Linked DNA regions of Homo sapiens: region 1 is linked to region 2. Evidence: chromatin loops called from intact Hi-C (ENCODE). Cell type or tissue: dorsolateral prefrontal cortex. All regions are shown on one strand. Each heading gives the region's core, and the rest is flanking DNA. Links, peaks and the distances in the headings are about the cores only.

What was found. A loop is a pair of places that touch in the nucleus more often than their neighbours do. Peaks named below come from ENCODE experiments on the same cell type or tissue, not always from the same donor. Only the 100,000 strongest peaks of a DNase experiment are listed, where the experiment ranks them.
Region 1: it touches region 2 in a loop (4-fold over the local background); 2 of 110 quality-filtered maps call a loop at or near these places.

Annotation. Positions count from the first base shown.
Region 1 is chr2:169,105,935-169,116,153 of GRCh38, forward strand. It overlaps the pseudogene UBE2V1P6. Among named protein-coding and RNA genes, the nearest start is that of DHRS9, 41 kb to the left of the region's middle. RefSeq lists enhancers at 4,090-4,590, 4,591-5,091. In dorsolateral prefrontal cortex, for the core only: CTCF peaks have their summits at 4,011 (motif pointing right) and 4,214; a DNase peak (open chromatin) is centred at 4,047; H3K4me3 peaks cover 851 bases; H3K27ac peaks cover 301 bases.
Region 2 is chr2:169,473,159-169,483,329 of GRCh38, forward strand. It overlaps BBS5 (Bardet-Biedl syndrome 5), which reads left to right and starts at 6,336. Exons shown (of 12, transcript NM_152384.3): 1 at 6,336-6,454; 2 at 9,093-9,175. The coding sequence starts at 6,396. RefSeq lists enhancers at 6,150-6,259, 6,270-6,609. In dorsolateral prefrontal cortex, for the core only: a CTCF peak has its summit at 6,464 (motif pointing right); a DNase peak (open chromatin) is centred at 6,313; H3K4me3 peaks cover 2,279 bases; H3K27ac peaks cover 1,593 bases.

The DNA.
Region 1 (10,219 bases), core at 867-8,866, 370 kb before region 2:
GAACAGATCCTTCCCTCACAGCCCTCAAAGGAACCAACCTGCCAACACCTTGATTTCTGAATTTTAGCTTCCAGGAGTGTGAGACAACATTTTTCTGTTGTTTAAGCCCCACACTCTGTGATCCTTCATTATGGAGCCATGCGATGATGGGGCTATGGCATTGGCTTGGCAGCATGATGGAGTGAAACACTCCTCAGGAGTTCATCTAGCCCATCTTCTTGCCTCTGAGCATCTTTCCTGGATGAGTACTTTAAAAAAATGGTGAGAAATCTGTCTAGAAGTGCCTCATAGGTGGTCAAGAACAGAGACTCTTGGATCGAGCTCCTGGGGTCAAAACCCATCTTTGCCCTTAGCATTGGCTTGACCATTGGCATATTACTTAATTTCTCTTAGTTTTCTCATCTGTATAATGGGGGTGGGTGTACCTTGGACAGTTACAAGAATTAAACAAGTAAATGCATGTCAAATACAGCATAGTGCTTTTAATGTATTGTAGCTATGAGTATTATTCATTTTGTTGGCACTTTTTCAAATTAGCTTAGGTTCATGGCAGAACCTAGCTATAAGTTGGCCCGCACCTTGATCTGTTATTTGAATGGATTGGCCAAGGTCGAAGACAAGGACAAGAGCAACACTCTGACTTTTGTTCTTCCCTATTGTATAAGTTAGGTGTAACGAGAAGAGATCCTCAGCAGAACACTCAGAATGATGAGAGGAGATCTGAGACCTGTGGGGAAAACAACCACAACAAACATCCATTCATCACCATTTTCTCAGCACCATTGTGGGGAGTCCTACCCATGGCTACAGAGGAATGGCCCAAGATGGAAGCCTGGCCTGGCAATGCCTTCAGTTACCAGAAGGATGTTACTATACATAGTGGCAAAGTTGCAAGGCCCTTCAGGTCGCCAACACTCCTCCTAATTTCAAAGAAATTACCAGCAGGTAATTTCAAAGAAAAGGGAATAGAGGCCCTGAAAGGTGAGGAGACTTAAATAATACTATGTCAGATTCAGGACAGAGCAAGAGTTGGATACGAAGAAATGGGCTTCCTCTATTGCGGGAAAGATAAGAGAGTTCAGTTACACAGCAGGAAATCTGACCCCAGAGACTGACCAGAATAGAGAACTAAGGGCATGACACCCTCAGCCCTGTAAAGTTGTAGAAATAAGATGATAATGATGATGATAATGGTTATTACCAAATGTTGAGCAACTGTTCAATAACAGCACTAATTGTGTGTTCATTGGCTAATTGTTAATTAAACTGTGTTAACTGTTTTGCATGCGTGGTTACCTCATTTAATCTTTCTACAACAACCTTGCAAGACTATGAAGAGGAGCAGAGCTCAGATAGGGTATGAAACTTATCCAGAATCTCAGAGCTTAAGGGATAGCAGTTGGGACCACCAACCTCTACTTCAGACAGCCTCCTGCAGGCAGCAACCAGCAACAGATGCCGCTAAGGGCCCTTCTGGCTCTGTGGTTGTATGTTTTTAGAATATCTAAGTCACAGCCATGAGAAGTTTTATCTTTTATCAGTGAAGTCAATTCACTTGGTCATATAGAGTTTTGAACTATGAAAACTATTATTATAAAAAATAATTACCACAATCACTTTGGAGAAAGAACAAGTTCTCATACCAAATCTTTGATGAATTTGCGTCTGATGTTTTCTGTTTTTTTATTTTCTAGAGACAGGTTCTTGCTATGTTGCTTAGGCTGGTCTCTAACTCCTAGGCTCAAGTAATCCTGCCACCTCAGTTTGCAGGCAGCTGGGACTATAGGTATGCACCATCCCCGGCTTGCATCTGGCATTGATTGTTTCTGTGTTACCATAAACTTGCAGAAATACTTGCTTTTCCGCAAGGTAATGATAGCAGCACTTTCCCTTGCACTTTTCTAGCACAGTGTAATGAAATGCAATAGAAACCACAGGAAATACTGTGGTCAGGTTTTGAACCTGAGCTATCACCCTCAACCTGAACACTGTGACAAAGGTACTGTGAATTTTTTTTTAAAAGGGAGGTGACATAGTGAGGAGGTCCTGGTCCTTTTTTAGTGTCAAATCAGCCTGGGCATGATGAGAAACACCATTGGAGGAAGACTGAGGTACCTGACTCATGGCTGTTGGTTACCAATGCCTCCACTTAAACCCAAACTAAGAAAAAAACAGGGGGACCCCACCTAGGAGGCCCTCTCAGCTCCCAGAAGCAGTCTGATGGAGAAGGGATGTGATAGGAGGCCTGCCCTTGTGAGAACTGACATATTTCCTACACTTAGCATTTTATTTGGCTCCAAGTTAGGTGACAAGCAGATCCTAAGTGCCTTCTGTTTTCAAAGCCAAGTAGAGATTGCATAACATCTCTATATCTTATCCCTAGATGGTTAAAGTACCGATTGCTCTCTCATTTCAGCAGGAAGTGAAGTAAGACCACCTACATTTCTGTAAATTGCCAAGGAAGCTTGCAAAAGGTACAGTATGTACCCAAAATAAGTTCATACAGAAAGAAAGTGTGAATGAATAACAGCAGAAAGATATATCCTTTGTTGGATACATTTTATGTAGATATGTGCTATATGCATCATCTAATATAATCTTCTCAACGACCTTATGTGGTAAGTGCCACAATGATGCCTCATTTTACAGATGGAAAAAATAGAGATGTGAGAGAGGTAAGTGTTGTGCCCAAAGACACACAGATGCATATGTACACAGGGGACTAAACTGGGACTCAGCTGTCTGCCTTGTCAGACACTTGTGGGCCTCTCCATCAACCTGTCTCTTCCCACACACAAAGCGACTTTTCAAAATGACCTATTCACATGTTCTAATTCACTTCCCTTTCTTGTAAGCATTTAAGCCTGCAGCAAAAGCAGCTGTCTGTCAACTATTTTCTTTTTTTGGGTAAGCCCACATTTACCTGTGCTACCTATGTTACCAAGAATCCCTCTTTTCTCCTTCCATAGTAAAAATAGAAGACAGAAGAGTATTTTCTAATTAATCCCAACTCTTCTGCAATAGAAAAGTGGCCCCAAAGAAGTTGAAAGGAAAAGAAAATTGAAAGCTAAAAGGTTTTGAGATTTGTTAGGAAAACATTTTGACATTACACTGGAGTGGGTCACTGCGAAAACTGATCCACGACTTTTAGTGAAGCTAGAAGCAAGACATGGCTTGTCCTGGTCTGGAGGTTCTGTGCCAGCCATCCCAGGGAAGGTAGACCCCTATTAGTGAGTCACCTCACTCGGCCCGATTGGCAGCCCAGGCTCCAAGGCTACAGCCTAACAGTTTCTCGTAATTGTCAAAGAGCAAATGGCCACATCTAAGCTGGAAATGGTTGCATGAGCTATTTTAGGGTAAACCTTAAGATTTACTTTGAAAAATCCATTAAAACATCCAAAAACACACCAAAAAAAATCCTCTCTATATTTTTATAGACAGACATGGCATATTCATGAACACAGCCCATGGAAGCAGTTTCAGATTTCGGATGAGAGACAGCCAACAGGCAGAGGGGTCTAACGTTTGCTGAGAGTGGCAGGCACTTCACAGATGCTGTCTTTACTCTCACAGGATTCTCCTTATCACCCTGAAATAACACTTATTCCTGCCACCATTTTGAAATTATCGCCATCAATAAGGTTAAGTGCTTAGTGCAGGGTCACGCTACTGGTTAATGGCTAAGTTAGGAGTTGAACCCTAGTCTCTTTAACTCCCAAATCCAACCTCTTTCCACTGCGTGAACTTGGTCTCCTCTGAATATTCGGTGGGTAAAGAAGTCCTGGACACAGATCACTCTCCCTCCCAGTGGTTGTGGTCTGGATGCAGCTTCCAGGGGACTGGACAAGCTGCTTCCTGAGCGGGCTCCCCCTCCCCACTTCCATCCCTCCCCGCAACACCCTGGCCCAGGGAATGAGTGAAAATCAGTTGAGATTCCTCTCCTTATTCCCGCACCTGGGCTCAATTTTTTGCCAGGATTAGAGCACGCAAGCTCAGTGCTCTCAATTGGACACTAGGGGGCGCCCTATGCCCACAAAATACCTGGGATCCCAGTAAGCGTCCCGCAGCCCCTGTTTGGTCATATTGGAAAGGAACAAGTCCGTCCTCTAAGAAGTTTCACTTAAATGGACCAAAATCTACCATGGTTTGAAAGAAACCTGGTTAAATTACTGGGATTATCTAGTAGGCAAGCTGTTTTGGACAACCTAAAGCCAACATACTCCTAGTTCAGTAGTGCTATGACAATACTGAACATATAAAAGGACAGGTCCCCACTCCACTGTCTGATGGAAAACCGCCATCCTCGCAGCCCAGCCATTGCTAAGGTCTAGGATAACCCGGAGTAACCAGAACACAGTCGATCAATGATAAACGTAATAAAAAGCCAATTGATCAAAAATACTCCAAGGTATACAAGAAAAATAGCCCCCATATCCAAAGCGCTGCCCATCTCCCGCGCCTCAGTTCGCTGCATTTGTTCACCTTTGTGGAGAGGGAACAGGCATGGGTGAAGTTGGCCACTTGGAGAAGCTGTTGTTTGTTGCACCCAGGAAGCCCAGAGAGCAGCAGAAAGAAGGAGCCGTGTGCTGTCATTTGGTGAAGCCTAGGGCAGAGGCCCCAGGTGCCCGCCTCTGCGCTGAGGCCTTTCAAAGCTGTGCTCTTGGCAACAGCCTTTGAAATAACTGGGTGCTGGCAACACAGGCTTGGCATTAATATGCAAATAAGAATACTTCAGGCTCCCACTTCATGCTTTTGGATCGTTTTAAAAATCCAGCCACTTACCATGACTAACATAAAATAAAGGGGAAAAAAAAAGTGGTACGACCTTCGCTTGGTTTCTCCCACCGACCTCCTTGTGCTGGAGCCAAGCACTTTTCAAACCAGAGAGAGATAGGGCTGGGGTCTCAACTAGAAGCAGGGACCGCTTAGGGCTAAGGATATTTTCACCTCCCCTTTCTAACAAAAGCTTTGGGATGAATAATAGGCACCACTCAGCTCCATCAATCAACCTCAGTTGCTCTATTTTCATTGCTACCGAGATGTATAAAAAGCTAAAGTTTGCTACAAAGCCCCCATCGAGGCCTTCAGGAAATCCCGGGGAAGCTTACTGCGGGGATGGCTGTGAGCTTGCCAGGCGGCGATTGTGCACATCGTTTCCTTACAGCCTCCTTCCTGCCGCTCTGCCTTCCGTGCCTCTTCCTTTGTTTGGCTGCTCGCCTGAGATGGGCCTGCAAGGAGACGCCCCAGAGGCAAGCACGTCTCTATAATAAGATGTGACGCGAGTTTGGGGAATTTGCTGGCTATACATCATTATAAAAACGAATTCTACATCATTATCCGTTGCTTTTCTGAGACAGGAACGTGAGCGGTAAGGCTCTCCTGTCCCTAGCGCTCTGAGAACAAGGGCAAGCACAGAGCAGGTGTTGACTAGCCAACCTGCCAGTGGCACTAGCAAAGTGCCCTGCCAGTGGGAGAGGGACAATCTCAATACAACCTGAATCAGCTGTCAAACTAAGCCTACTACAAACAGCTGAATGGGGAAGAAACAAACAACACTTGTTGAAGTCCTTAGAAGATGAATTACATCTGTTTCAAAATTCCTGGCACCCTCTAAGAGGAATCAGAGTTCATGGGCATTTCTTTGCCTTGGTATCCTCAGAGAGCAGGGGACTTCGAGCTTTTGCTGTAGGGATAGTGCCATGAGATGAAGAGCTGGAAACAGGGGAGAGACTATGTTTTAACTGATAGCACGGAACCAGGAAGAGGTAGCCTTGCATCAAATGGAATGGGATGACAATACTAACATGGATAAAAAAGAAACCCTCCCAGGTTCCACCTCTGCATGCTGGTAAACAATGACCTCCATGTCCCCAATCCACACTCACTCACCTGCACTCTCCATCTCCCAGCCCTTTACTCTCCTGCTCTGACCTCTGGCCTTTCCCTTCATATAAGACACAAACATGCACCTGCTGCTTCTGTGGACACTACCCCTTGATGGGGTTCAGGACATGCTACATCATGTCCATATGGCATCTTATGAGCACAGGGGTTCACACCTATAATCCCAGCACTTTGGGAGGCCAAGGTGGGAGGATCACGTGAGCCCCAGAATTTGAGACTAGCCTCGGCAACACAGTGAGACCCAGTTTCTAGAAAAAAATTTAAAAATTGGCCAGGAATGAGGGCTTGCACCTATAGTCCCAGCTACTTGAGAGGCTGAGGCAAGAGGATCCCTTGAGCCCAGGACTATGAGGCTGCAGTGAGTTATGATCATACTACTGCACTCCAGCGTGGGTGGCAGAGTGAGATTCTGTCTCTAAAAATAAATAAATGGCATCTTAGCATTTGAAAAACAACAGAAGCAAGAAGGTCACTTTCACCTCCCTGCCCCCCAGTCTCTGGAAACCTGTTATAAAACCTAGGAAGGATTTCCTGATCTCCCTCTGAAGCAGGTCATAAGACCTTCATTTGAGAGTTACCTTCCCTACACTCAGAGAAGAGTTACCAAGGACCCAGAGATGCCAAGAAGAATCTGAACAAACAGGCCTTGCTAAGCTTCCCTGGTTTATTACCATTAGATCTTATCTATTTGTTCTCCAATTATCCTTCTCCTTGGATAATCCTTCTCCACTTTCCATCAAACCTAACCATAAAAATACATGTTTCCTTGTTTCTTTGGGCCTTCATTTCTGACAGCTCCCATGTCACATAACACTTGCATTAAATAAATGTACATGCCTTTCTCTCTTGTTAACCTGCCTTTGTTATAGGGCCCTCAGTCATGAGCCTAGAGATGGGTGAGAAAAACGTTTTTCCACCCCTGCGTTCTACACAGAAACCTTCTCCAAAGGGTCAACACCTTTTAACACTTTTTGGATTTTATCTTTCCTTATTGAGATGGGGACGGATAGTAGGAGTCACATTTTTTAGGAGGGAAAAGGGAGGCCCAGGGACCAAAGGTGACCTTCCCAGGAACAATACCAGAGCAACATTGGAGCAGCAAGGTCTTCAGCCCCACGGGCTGAGGCTGTTTCCTGATTGAGCAGATGCGCCTGTGGGTTAACTACCCTTGGCCTTTGTCCTTTCTCCCCGCTCTTGCAGATGAGCTGAGTCATCTCGGTGCCTCGGCTCCTTCACTGGACAGGTACTACAACCTCAGGGAAGTAGTGTTATCAGCATCCCATTTTATAGAGGAAGGAACTGATGCATAAAACAGCCTTCCCAAGATCACACTGTGAATAAGAGGCAGAGGATTGAATAAGGAGGCTTCAATGCAGAGTCACATCTCTGCAACATGCTCCACACGGTTTCTAGGCCATCTCTGCGATTCAAGGCATGATACAATGGGAAGAGCCCCATAGTAAGGCGTAGGGGACCTAAGTCTTATTCCCAGTTGGCCAAAGATCAGTGATGTGATCTCACCAAGTTGCCTGTTTTTCTATTTCTTAAATGAGAGATGGAATTAGATCAGTGGTTTTAACTGTTTCATATAAGAAGACCCATTTTTGTCAATTCTATAGGGTACCCACACGTTGAAAACTATCATCTGTCAAAATAATTGTATTTATTGAGTAACAATTACTTTGTTTTCCTTTTTTTCATGTAATTGTAAGTAGTTTATTTTGTCAGGAGCCAGACCTTATTTTCCCACAAGTTAACATAAGTTCATGAATTACATGCAACCAAAAGTCATTGCCATTAACCCATGCAGCTTTGTAATTGGCTTTTTTTTCTTTCATTTTAAGTTCAAGGGTACATGTGCAGGTTTTTTACATAGGTAAACCTGTGTCATGGGGGTCTGTTGTATGGATCATTTCATTTGTTTTCCATTTTTAACTAATTAAGACAAATGAAAGGTATCAGTTTCAGCAAGGTCCTTTCTAACTCCTTTTTCTAGATTCCACTGTCTGTTTTTCTGTGTCACATTATTGATTACTTTTCTTTCTTCATCCTAGCCATCATATCTTTTTAAATAAGTCTACCTGTTTACTTGGTTTTGTCTATCTGGACCTCTAGAAAGTCAACCTCTATATGGGCCAGGAATTCATCTGCCTATTCATCTCTGTATCTTCCAGGTCTAGCATCAAGTACGTGATTAATTAATTTGTTAATTTGTTGAACTAAAGATTAAACTGACTTACTGGTATTGATGAGCCTGTTAGCTCCTGCTATTAAATGGTAAACACATCATTTCAATTTGGCTTTTTAAAGTATTGAAAATAACTTGAAGAACTCCAATTCTGCTTTTTAAGTCTGGAGATTCCATGTTGGAAATGACGAGATGGAATGACCTCTAAGCTCTCATCTGTTTCTGAAATTTCACAATCCAGTGGTTTCTTTTGCAAAGCTGACTGGGGAGATTCTGTGAAGGCTGGGCACTAGACAGTGTTCTTCCCCGCAGAAGCAGTTCACAGGGAGTCGAGGATGCTCAGGTGCCATCTGACTCCAGACACGGTGATCCTCAAGGCCAGGTAGCTTAACTGCACTCATAATGCAGAGACTCCTAGGCAACAAAACTTTTTTCCCCTTGCTGGTGAAAAGTCAACTTCCTGTGCCATTGCTAACCTACACCCTTTCTACTCAGTTAGTGTACAGATTATAGAAGTGTGTGACTTTCTTTTCACCCTCTCATTCAGAGAAAGATGCTTGGATATGTCCCTTTATGAAGTTAAGCATTAGTTTTGTAAGACTTCGCAAATGTTCTGGAAAGCTATGCATGTAGCTGTAAAGATGGGAGGAAGGGAGGATAGGGCAAAAAGAAGGGCTGAATTGTGGTGCAATTGCCATGGAGGCCTCAATCAATCCCATAGGACACTCTGAAGCTGGGAATGATCCTTCCGAGTTGTCCCAAACTGACATGAAGATCAAGCCATTGGCTCACCACATCAGCCTGACCTTGGCCTTGATTGCCCTCGTAGCCTAGAGTGAGGCAGCATCCTGGCTGAGGGCAAGTCCATCGAGGAGCACAGCTGTGAGCTCTCCGCAGCTGGGAGATGGGAACACAGGCCCTGGTGAGGAATCCAGAAGGAGCATCATGGTATGTCTCTAAATTTCATCTGATGCTGCTATCACGTTCTAGCATGCTTGATTTGTGAGAATTGAACAGAACAATTTGCCGAGCCAGGACTGTGTTGTATTTAGCAAAGGATGAATTAACCTACAAATAAAAATGACCTGGCCCTCCATGAACCAGGTTTTCTAACAGGGCAACCACTCCAAAAAGTAAGTACTAGAGGAGTGATGCCACCACAGGCTTGGGAGTAAAAGTCCCTCAGAATTTCCAACTGTTGGAAGAACTGGAACAAGGTTAGAAAGGAGTAGGTGATGGCACAGGTGGCTGGGGTGTAGAAGACGATGAAGACATGATACTTACAAGATGGACAGAGATGGTAACTGGGCCTCCAAGAACAACTGATGAAAACCGAATATACAGCCTTAAAATAAAATGTGGACCTAAATACCCAGAAGGACCCCACTTTGTAAGATTTTTCACAAAAATTAATATGAATGGAGTTAAGAGTTCTAATGGAGTGGTAGACCAAGAGCCATATCAGTGCTAGCAAAATGGCAGAATTCATAGAGCATCAAAGTGGTTCTGCTGGTGTGAGTTGACTGAAGGATACAAAATAAATTTAAAAAATAAGAGATACAAAGTTGTTCTGCAAGAGCTTTAGCACCTAATGATGTCTAAAGAAAATATGAAACTCCCTCAGCCACCTGAAGGACACTGTTACAGCAGTTAATCAAAAAGTAAAACCACAGGGCCTTCACCTTTTCCCTCATTCAACTGAAGCAGTCTTCATTTTCCACAGTAGTAAATTTTCTAGGTACATCTTGTAGACCTGAAAGTACTGGAAAGAAAGCTTCCATTCAAAGGAAATTTATCTTAAGATATTGTAAATGATACTAATTTTTTTGTCCATTTGAAATATATAAGTTGTGCTATAATAAATCATCATGTCAAGTGTAAATACTGTCCACGTAGTTGAGCTTCTGGCATCAAGAAAATCTATTTAAATTGATTCCTGTCATAACTGGTGGGACACATCTAACTCAGCTGTAAAAAGACACATCACACAATCACCTTGTTGCTGATGACATGGCCTGGGGTCTCTGCCTTCTCCCACTTCCCCTCCCTCTCCCCTCTCTGCAACAGCCCTCTAGCCTGAGGGCTGCTTGTTAGAGTAGACGTGATGATTTAGGGTTGCAGCCTGTG
Region 2 (10,171 bases), core at 2,172-10,171:
GAGGCCGAGGCGGGCGGATCACGAGGTCAGGAGATCGAGACCATCCTGACTAACACGGTGAAACCCCGTCTCTACTAAAAATACAAAAAATTAGCCGGGCGTGGTAGCAGGCGCCTGTAGTCCCAGCTACTCGGGAGGCTGAGGCAGGAGAATGGCGTGAACCCGGGAGGCGGAGCTTGCAGTGAGCCGAGATCGCGCCACTGCACTCCAGCCTGGGCGACAGAGCGAGACTCCGTCTCAAAAATAAATAAATAAATAAATAAATAAATAAATAAAAAATAAAATAGGTACATTTTATTGTATGTAAATTATACCTCAGCAAAGGTACTTGGTGAGGGGAGAGTTGAAAACCTACCAATGGGTACCATGCTCAGTGCCCAAGTGATGGGTTCAATTGTACCCCAAACCTCAGCATCACACAATATATCCTTGTAACAAACCTACACATGTACCCCCAAATCTAAAATAAGAGATGAATTTTTTAAAAAAGAAATGTGCTATCAAGCCTTGAAAAGACATGGAAGAACCTTAAATGCATATCGCTAAGTGAAAGGAGCCCATCTGGAAAAGCAACATACTATAGGATTCCAACCACATGACATTCTGTAGAAGGCAAAATATGAAGGCAGTAAAAAGATCTGTGGTTTCCGGAAGTCTAGGGGGCAGAAGGCAGGGATGAATAGGTGGGGCATAGGGGATATTTTAAGACAATGAAACTATTCTGTACAATGCAGTGATGGTGGACACAAGTCATATCATCATGTATTTGTCAAAATCCATAGACTGTAAGAAAGAAAAATATGAACCCTAATGCAAACTATGGATCTTAGTTAATAACTTATCTATATTAGTTCATCAACTATAAAAAATGTACCACACATTGCAAGATGCAAGATGCTAATCATAGAGGAGAAGCTGGGGTAGGGGAGGGGATACATGGGACTCTGTACTTTCTAGTCAATTTTTATGTAAACCTAACACTTACCTAAAAAATAAAGTTTATTTATTTATTTATTTTGAGACAGAATCTCGCCCTTTCACCCAGGCTGGAGTGCAGTGACACGATCTTGGCTCTCTGCAACCTCTGTCTCCCAGGTTCAAATGATTCTCGTGCCTCAGCTTCCAAAGTAGCTGGAATTACAGGCAGGCGCCACCACGCCTGACTAAATTTTTTTTATTATTATTTTTAGTAGAGACAGGGGTTTGCCATGTTGGCCAGGCTGGTCTTGAACTCCTGACCTCAAATGATCCACCCACCTCGGCCTCCCAAAGTGCTGGGATTACAGGCATGAGCCACCTCACCCATCCAAGTATATTATTTTTTTCTAAGTATATGAAAGTCAGTTATATGCGTATTGATGAATAATAGGTTGTCATTGTCTTCCCCCAGTCATTTCAAAGATTCTACTGTGATGCCAGTATGTTAATGCTGCTGCACAGTAAATTATCACAATCTTAGAAGTTTAAAATACACAAATATATCACCTCACAGTTTTTGTGGGTCAGGAGTGCAGACTGGGTCTCTGCTCAAGGTCTCACCCAAAGTCAAAATTCAGCCAAGAACATGATGTCATTAAACCCATTCAGGTTGCTGGCAGAATTCGGTTCCTTGTGGGTAAATGACTGGAGTTTCCATTTTCTTGCTGTCTCTCAGCTTCTAGAGGCCATTCTCAGTTCCTAGCCATGTGGCTCTCTCACAACGTGGCTTCTATTTCATCAAAGCCAGCAGGAGACTCTCTTTTAAAGGCTCACCTGATAACAGCAGGCCAGCAAGGATAATCTCTCTTTTGATTACTTTAAAGGACGTTAATCATATCTGCAAAACTACTTCACCTGTCATATAACATTACCTAATCGGAGGACTGATATCCTATCACATTCATAGATTCTTCTGCACTCAAGAAGAGGGGATTATATAAGGCATGTACACCAGGAAAGCAAGAATCTTAGGGGCTATGTAGAATTCTGCCTACCACAGTAGGCCCCTTGGCCTCCAACAATTTGTGTTCCTTCCAAAGGGGAAAAAAACTTCCTCCCTCCCAAGGTTCCCCCCATCTTCTTACAGCATCAGCTCAAAGTCCAAACTCTCATCATCTGAATTATATATATCTGGTGAAGATGAGGCTGGGTGTGATCCATTAAGCTCAGTTCTTCAAAGCACAATTCCTTTCTGTGGACTTGTGAAACTAGAGACAAGTCTGCTCCCAACACTCCATCACACAACGGTGGGACTGACATAGAATAACAGTTACAGACATACCAATACAAAAATGGCGAAAGGGAATAAGGAAATGGAAGGTAAAAATGAGTTACTGGTATATAACAATTCTGTCATTTATCTGGACAAATGTTGGATTTTTATTGATTAAGTTTTAAGATCTAGGAATAATCTTCCTTGACTTCCAACCTACCCTTTGGGCTCTTGGTTCCATTGTGAGTCATCCTTGCTTTTTCATGGAAGGTAGCACATGTTTGATTAATCTATCAGCCTGCTTCCTACCAATAGGATTTTGCTAGCTCTAAAAGCTCCTGCTTGCTCACAAGTTCCAAAGCCAATTCTACGATTTGTCCTCCCTAAAGACAGGGTCTGTCTCTGTCACCCAGGCTGGATTGTGGTGGTGCAATCAATAGCTGACTGCAGCCTCAAACTCCTGTGCTCAAGTGATCCTCCTGACTCAGCCTCCCAAGTACCTGGGACTACAGGTGCACACCAGTACCTCTGGCCCGCATTTGTATTAGTGTTTTATTGCTCCATAATAAATTATCACAAATTTAGCAGCTTAAAACAAAACAGTTATTATCTTATCATTTCTGTAGGCCAGAAGTCCAGGCAAGCTTACCTGGGTTCTCTGCTTCAGGGTCTCACCAGGCTGCAATTCAGATATTTCCTAAGGCTACAGCCTCATCTGAAGCTCAACCTGGGAAAGATCCACTTCCAGGCTCATTCAGATTGTTGGCAAATTTCAGTTCTTTGGACCTATAGGACGAAGGTCTCTGGTACTAATTCATAACATAGCGGCTGGCTTCTTTCTTTTTTTTTTTTTTTTTTTTTTGAGACAGAGTTTCACTCTTGTCACCCAGGCTGGAGTGCAATGGTGCAATCTCCACTCACTGCAACCTTCACCTCCCATGTTCAAGCAATTATCCTGTCTCAGCCTCCTGAGTAGCTGGGATTACAGGCGCCTGCCACCACACCTGGCTAATTTTTGTATTTTTAGAGGAGACAGGGTTACACCATGTTGGCCAGGCTGGTCTTGAACTCCTGACCTCAGGTGATCTACCTGCCTTGCCCTCCCAAAGTGCTGGGATTACAGGCATGACCCACCGCACCCAGCCTAGCAGCTGGCTTCTTCAAGGCAAGTGGGAGGGTCTTTCTCACCCCAGTTGGCTGAGACCAAGTCTTTTATAACATAACAGTCGTGGGAATGACATTTCATCACCTTTGATATATTCTATTGACTAGAAGCAAGTTCTCAGGTTCCAACCACACTCATGGGGAAGAGATTATACAAGGGCATGACTCATTGGAGTCCACCTTAATGTGTGTACACTCACGTTCCTTTGTCTCCATCACCCTCTTCAATCTGAGAAAAACACCTCATGGCCTTTCACATTAGTATCCCTAGTATTTGGCATATAGCCTGACCTATAGGAGCTCTAAATAATAATTCAAAGCTGCAGTTATCAAACTTTTGGTTTTGGGACCCCACTATCCTCTTAAAAACATTATTGAGGACCTAAAAGAGCTTTTGTTTACATACATTATATCTGTTAATACTGAGCGTTTTAAAACTCATTCATTCAAAAGTAAAAATCACTTATTATGTATTAACATATATAGCATTTTTAAAAAATAATTATATTTTCCAGACAATTTGTGAGAACATTGCTTTACATTTTTGCAATTTTTTTTAATGCCTGGTTTAGTAAAAGGCACCAGGATTCTCATACCTGCTTCCACATTCAATCATCATGCCTGGGTATGGTGGCTCTTACCTATAATCCTAGTGCTTTGGGAGGCTAAAGCAGGAGGATCACTTGAGGCTACGAGTTTGAGACCAGCCAGGGAAACACAGAGAGACCCTGTCTCTACAAATAAAATAAAATGAAATAAAAAATTAGCCAGGACTATGCCCGTAGTCCCAGCTACTCGGGAGGCTGAGGCGGGAGTATCACTTAAGCTCAGGAGCTTGAGATTACAGTGAGCTGTGATCGTGCCACTGTACTTCAGCCTGGGTGAATGAGACCCTGTAAGACAACAACAACAACAACAACAACAACAACAAAATCATATAGCCTCTGGAAAACTCCACTATATGTGAATGGGAGTTAAAAAGGCAAATGATGTCTTCACATTATTATGAATATAGTTTGACCTTGTGGGCCCCCTGTAGGGATCCAGATCAGTCTTTGTGAACCACTAATTTAAATAATTGTCATGCATTGAGAAAAGGGACTTTGATTCATTCAAGAAGTATTTACTGGGTCCTACTCTGTGCTGGGTATTGTTCAAAGCAGTCAACTAGATAGATCAGGTGTCTGTCCTCGGGTTGTTCACAGCAGGTGGGGCAGAAGGATCAGGGACTGCTGGAGTTGACATGTGAGCTGAGATGTGATTTGATTTGATTTGATTTGACTTTTTTTTGGAGCCAGAGTTTCGCTCTTGTTGCCCAGGCTGGAGTGCAATGGTGTGATCTCGGCTCACTGCAACCTCCGCCTCCCGGGTTCAAGTGATTCTCCTGCCTCAGGCTCCCGAGTAGCTGGGATTACAGGCGTCCACCACCGTGCCCAGCTAATTTGGGGTTTTTAGTAGAGATGGGGTTTCACCATGTTGGCCAGGCTGGTCTCGAACTCCTGACCTCAGGTGATCCGCCCACCTCGGCCTCCCAAAGTGCTGGGATTACAGGCCTGAGCCACAGCGCCCAGCCCAAGCAGAGATTTAAGTGACAAAGGGCAGGCCTATGCAGAGGTCTGGGGAAACAGTGTTCCAGGCAAAGGAAGGGGGCCCTCCAAAGTCTCTGAGCCCTGTCTGGCAAGAGAGCAGCCAGAAGTGAGGGTGGTTGGAGGTTGCAGACATAGGCAGGGCCACATTGAGCTAGGCCCAGGTAAGGAATTTGAAGCTTTAACTCTAAATTTCTTTTTTCCTCATTCTAAAACCATCCCAATAAAATTTATAAAAGTAATCAGGGAAGAAAGTGTGGGGGAGGGGACAAAAATAAACCAAGCTTGCAGCCAATTCGGCATTAATCATGAGGTCAGCTTCCTCTCTGACCTGCTTGCTCAGAGTTGTTTGGTGCCTATTGTCCTAGAATCATGCAGACCCTGTCACAAGATTATAGTTCCCTTCTATTGCTCTATAGAGAACAACTTGAACATTATGAAATACTCAGTTTTCCCTTTGAGATAGTCTTTCAGATCCTGCATACCAATGAAACTACTGCCTCAGCTGGCCTGAAGGATCCCACTGATGCCAGCTGGTCTGAGGAACCCGTGAGAAACTGATTCAGCAAAGAATGCAGCTTCCCTATCCTGATGATTTCATCTCCCTTACTCCGACCAATCAAGGACCCCAATTTTCCAGCCCCTCGCCCTCTGTGATCCTCTTAAAAACCTCAGCCCAGAACTCTTGGGAAGATAGATTCGAGGATCTCTTCCCATCTCTTTGCTAGGTGCCCTGCAATCATTAAACTCTTTCCCTGCTGCAAACTCTGCTGTCTTCGTGTAATGGGTTTGTTACTGCACAGCAGGCATACGAACCTGTTGATCCTATATCTCTATCACCTAGGCTGGAGGGCAGAGGCACGATCATAGCTCCCCGCAGCCTCCACCTCTTGGGTTCAAGAGATCCTCCCGCCTCAGCCTCCCGAGTAGTTGAGCCTGCAGGCGTGCACCACCACCCCTGGCTAATTTTGGGTTGGTTTTGTTTGTTTGTTTGTGTTTGTAGAGATGAAGTTTCGCTATGTTGCCCAGGCTAGTCTCGAATTCCTGGCCTCAAGTGATCCTCCAGCCTCGGCCTCCCAAACTGCAGGGATTACAGGCAGAAGCCACCATGCCCGGCTAATAACCTGAATCTCTTGACGGTGAAGAGAAATAAGGAGAGGGGTAAAATGGCTAAAGGATGTCTGTTTGGAGGCAAGGAAGGTCGCCCAGAGGTCAGGCACGCTCCCCTTGGCGGACACAGCTGGGCTTCTCAGAGACTCCTAAATCCTGCCTCGCATCTCAAATCGGCTTAACGACGCGAAAGAGCTGGGCGACGCGCGCGCACTCTCGCGGAAGCTTGAGTCTCGGCGCCCGCCGTAGACGTCGTGACAGAGGCGGCCCGTTGCCTTGGAGCCAGAGAGACGCAGCTAGGCCTGCACGGCTGTGGAGAGATCCTGCCACGGGCCTTGTTCACCATGTCGGTGCTGGATGCGCTTTGGGAGGATCGGGATGTCCGTTTCGACCTGTCCGCGCAGTGAGTTTCCAAGATTCCCGAGGGATCTTCAACCCTGTAGAGGGCGCCGCCGTGCGCGTTAGGGACCCGCGGGCGGAGACTGCACCTCCGCAGCTCGCGGCCCTGGTGAGGGTGGGAGGCTTGCGCCGGTCGTCCGCGCCTCGAGAGACCTCAGGCTGGTTGGGCCACTGTGGCCCTCTCGAGGCCGGCGCCGCGGCAAGAGCGCATCGGCATTACACAGTTTTGGTCCCATGCGACCTCCGGTTCCCCCATCCTGGCCCGCGGGACGGATCAGGAATGTGAACCTGAGCACGACCGGGGCCACCCGGGGCTTAGCGTCCCGTATACACCCACGTGAGCTTGGGATTTCAGTTTCATGGAAGGAACGTAGGTCAGGGACTCAGGAAACTAGGGTTCTAAAAGTAGATGTGTAATATCGACCCACAGTGTGGGCCCTTGAGCAGATGTCTTCATCATTCAAGCTAGAATCCTCATGTCTGTAAAATAAGGGAGGTGGGAGTAAGGCAGTCGTCAAAAATTACTAACCGCGCAAACTTTATGTCCTTGGTAAGCTTTCATCTAGTTATTCATATCAGTCACCAACAAGAAGGAGTCTTCTTTTGCAACCTGTTTTTGGAAATTATCATACATTAAATAGAAACCATGTTTTTGGAAAGTATCGTAAAGAAAAAGTGGTTAGAAACCTCCTACTCCAAAATCCAGGGCGGGAAATGCCGGTTGGGTTACTAAGTGTTGAGAAACGCTAAAGCTAAGATTCCTGGATTAATGGCATGGAGCTTCTTAGCTACTTCTTATCGTTCCTTATCATGGACCTCCCCTCCTTAGGTGGAATCGTTCCTTATCATGGACCTCACCTCCTTAGATGGAATCGTTCCTTATCATGGACCTCACCTCCTTAGATGGAAAAATGAAATATTGATAAATTTCTCAGGTTAAGTATAGCTAGATATCTAATGCTAACATGTTAGACCCTTTAAGAAGATGAAAGAGAAAGGAATTCGTAAAATTACGGACTGTAGTAACATATTGCGCACTTTCTATGACATTTTCTGTCATTCTTTTTTTTTTTTTTTTTTTTTTTTTTTTGAGACAGAGTTTCGCTCTTGTTGCCCAGGCTGGAGTGCAATGACGCGATCTCGGCTCACTGCGACCTCCGCCTCCCAGGTTCAAGCAATTCTCCTGCCTCAGCCTCCAGAGTAGCTGGGATTACAGGCACGCACCAACACGCCTGGCTAATTTTGTATTTTTAGTAGAGACGGGGTTTCTCCATGTTGAGGCTGGTCTCGAACTCCTGACCTCAGGTGATCCGCCCGCCTCGGCCTCCCAAAGTGCTGGGATTACAGGCGTGAGCCACTGCGCCCGGCGACATTTTCTGTCTTTCTTGTAGGGTTCTTAATCCAAACAAAAGTCCGTTTCAGTAACATTAGTAAACATTTATCCATGTTTTATTACGTGCTAGTTACTGGGCCGATAGCTAGAGACAGAAAATAATAGGAAATGATATTCATATCCCCCCGTTCTAGTGCAGGAGATACATACAGACAACCACTATAATAAATGTGGTAAATACCATTCTGAAAAAATGAGCGAAAAGCTGAGACTCATAGAAACAGAACAATTTATTCTACCTGGTGAAGTCCTTGAAGAAGAATAAATATTCATAGTATTTGAGTTGTTCCCTGAAGAATGGGCAGAGCCTTGTCAGGGTAGACAGGAGGAGAGTATTCCAGAAAAGAAGAAAAGAATTTAGCGTTAGAAGCAGTCTTGGAGCTGTAACCTCATTAGCTAAAGGCAGGGTCTGCTGCAGAGAGAGGTTGGAAGTACAAATAGATAAATTAGCCAGATTGTAACATTTTTAGCTCAGGATTTTGGACTTCAACTTCTAGGCAGCAGGAAGATATAGAAAGCTTTTAAGCAGGGAAATGATATGGTCATATCTGTATTTTCAATAGGTAGTTGAGTTGGCTTTATGAAGAGTGTATTAGAAGGCTCTTTTAGATATTTTGCTAGGTTTTTTTTTTTGGACACTGTAGAATGTATTCTGTCTGTCAGCAAGCTGCTCTTATTTCCTTTTGTCACCTGTATCTATTTGTCAAATTCCAAAGATGCTTTTCATACAGCTCTTCTTTAACCATTCCTTCTATAATTTCCTGATGTCCTTTCCTCTACTCAGAAACCTTTGGAGGTTCTCTCCTGTGCACAGGATAAGGCCTAAACCTATCAGACTGGCATTCTGAGTTCTCCATAGTCTGGTTCCTCCTTAGTTATCCAACAATATTTCTCTCACTACCTCCCAATATGGTCCTTCTTTCCAAGCTTGGCCAGCCTTCTCCCATGTCCTTACCATTTCTTATTCCTGGTCTTTAATCATGGACTCTCTTTTCTTTTCCTTTTATTTTTCAAAATTCAACACCTCCTACCAATCTGGCTTACTCCAGATGGCCCTGGTCACTCCAGGCCCCACTGATCTTCAGGTTCTTGAAGTTCTTGAAGACCTTATTTCTAAATGCATGAACATTTGGTACAGTATTATTTATGCTGTTAGCTGTTTTATGTACATATGTCTCTTTTCTCCCTAAATAGATTGCAAGCAGGTATAGTTGTAGCTATAAAATTCAAACCTTTATATTCACTTTAGGCAAATGAAAACAAGACCTGGAGAAGTCCTTATTGATTGTTTAGATTCCATTGAAGACACCAAAGGAAATAATGGAGATAGAGGTGAGTATATTTTTAAATGTATCTTATATTCCTGGTTTAATTTACAAATGTTGAATCATATTAGCTAGAGAATATATGAAACAGCATCATTTGTCAGTGTAATTGTGAGAATAGGAGAGTTAAATTCACATAAGACTTTTCTCAGATTTAAACAGAAGACAGGATAGGTATTAAACATGTAGTTTGGTCCTTCAGTAAGTCCTGGTTCTAACATCACCTTTATCCATTGTAGCTGTTAAAACTCAAGTAGACCTGTTTGCAAGGGGCATTAGTTCTGACCGTTAGATCTGTCTTCCCAAAAAAGGATATGGGGTAGTGGAATATAAGTAGGTCATAGCTGTAGTACCTGGAGCCATGCTTCCTTTTCAAAAATTCAGAAGTAATGCACCATCAATCACCTATGGTTGTCACCTAGACATGGATATGCGGAGAGCAAATTTAGTCCTGCACTGTGAAATCTATTTGTAGGTCAAGTACTAGAAAATCCTGTGAGTCTTCTCTGACTGTCACCAAGGACCAGCACAGCTGGACCCTAGAGCCCCTCCCAAACCAAATCTCCCTAAGGTTGGAACTTTTAAAAGTCCAGGCTGCCCATAGCAGCTATCTGTGGAGCCAGTGACCAGTAGGTCTTGAAAGCATCATTACTTCCAAGGAAAAAAAAATAGATGTGGAATGACAGCTTAATGTATCCAGAATATGTTTTAGTGGGAGAAGAAGTTTAGGAGGGAGGGATGTAAACCTCTTATTGGAAAGGGGTAAGAGGGGAAATAGAGCAGACTTCATTCAGGAAAGGGGGAATCAATAACTCATAGAGAAGGAACAGTAAACCTTATTAGCAGAACATGCTTACTGTAGCCCTTTGAGTGGCTGCTTGCTTCCTGAGACTTTCTTCTGACCTGCTCTGAGGTGGCATGTAGGCAGCAGGCCCTGTTGTAAGCCTGCTTCTCTGAGATTGGTTCCCCTCAGAGACCTTATTTTTAAATGCATGAACTTTTG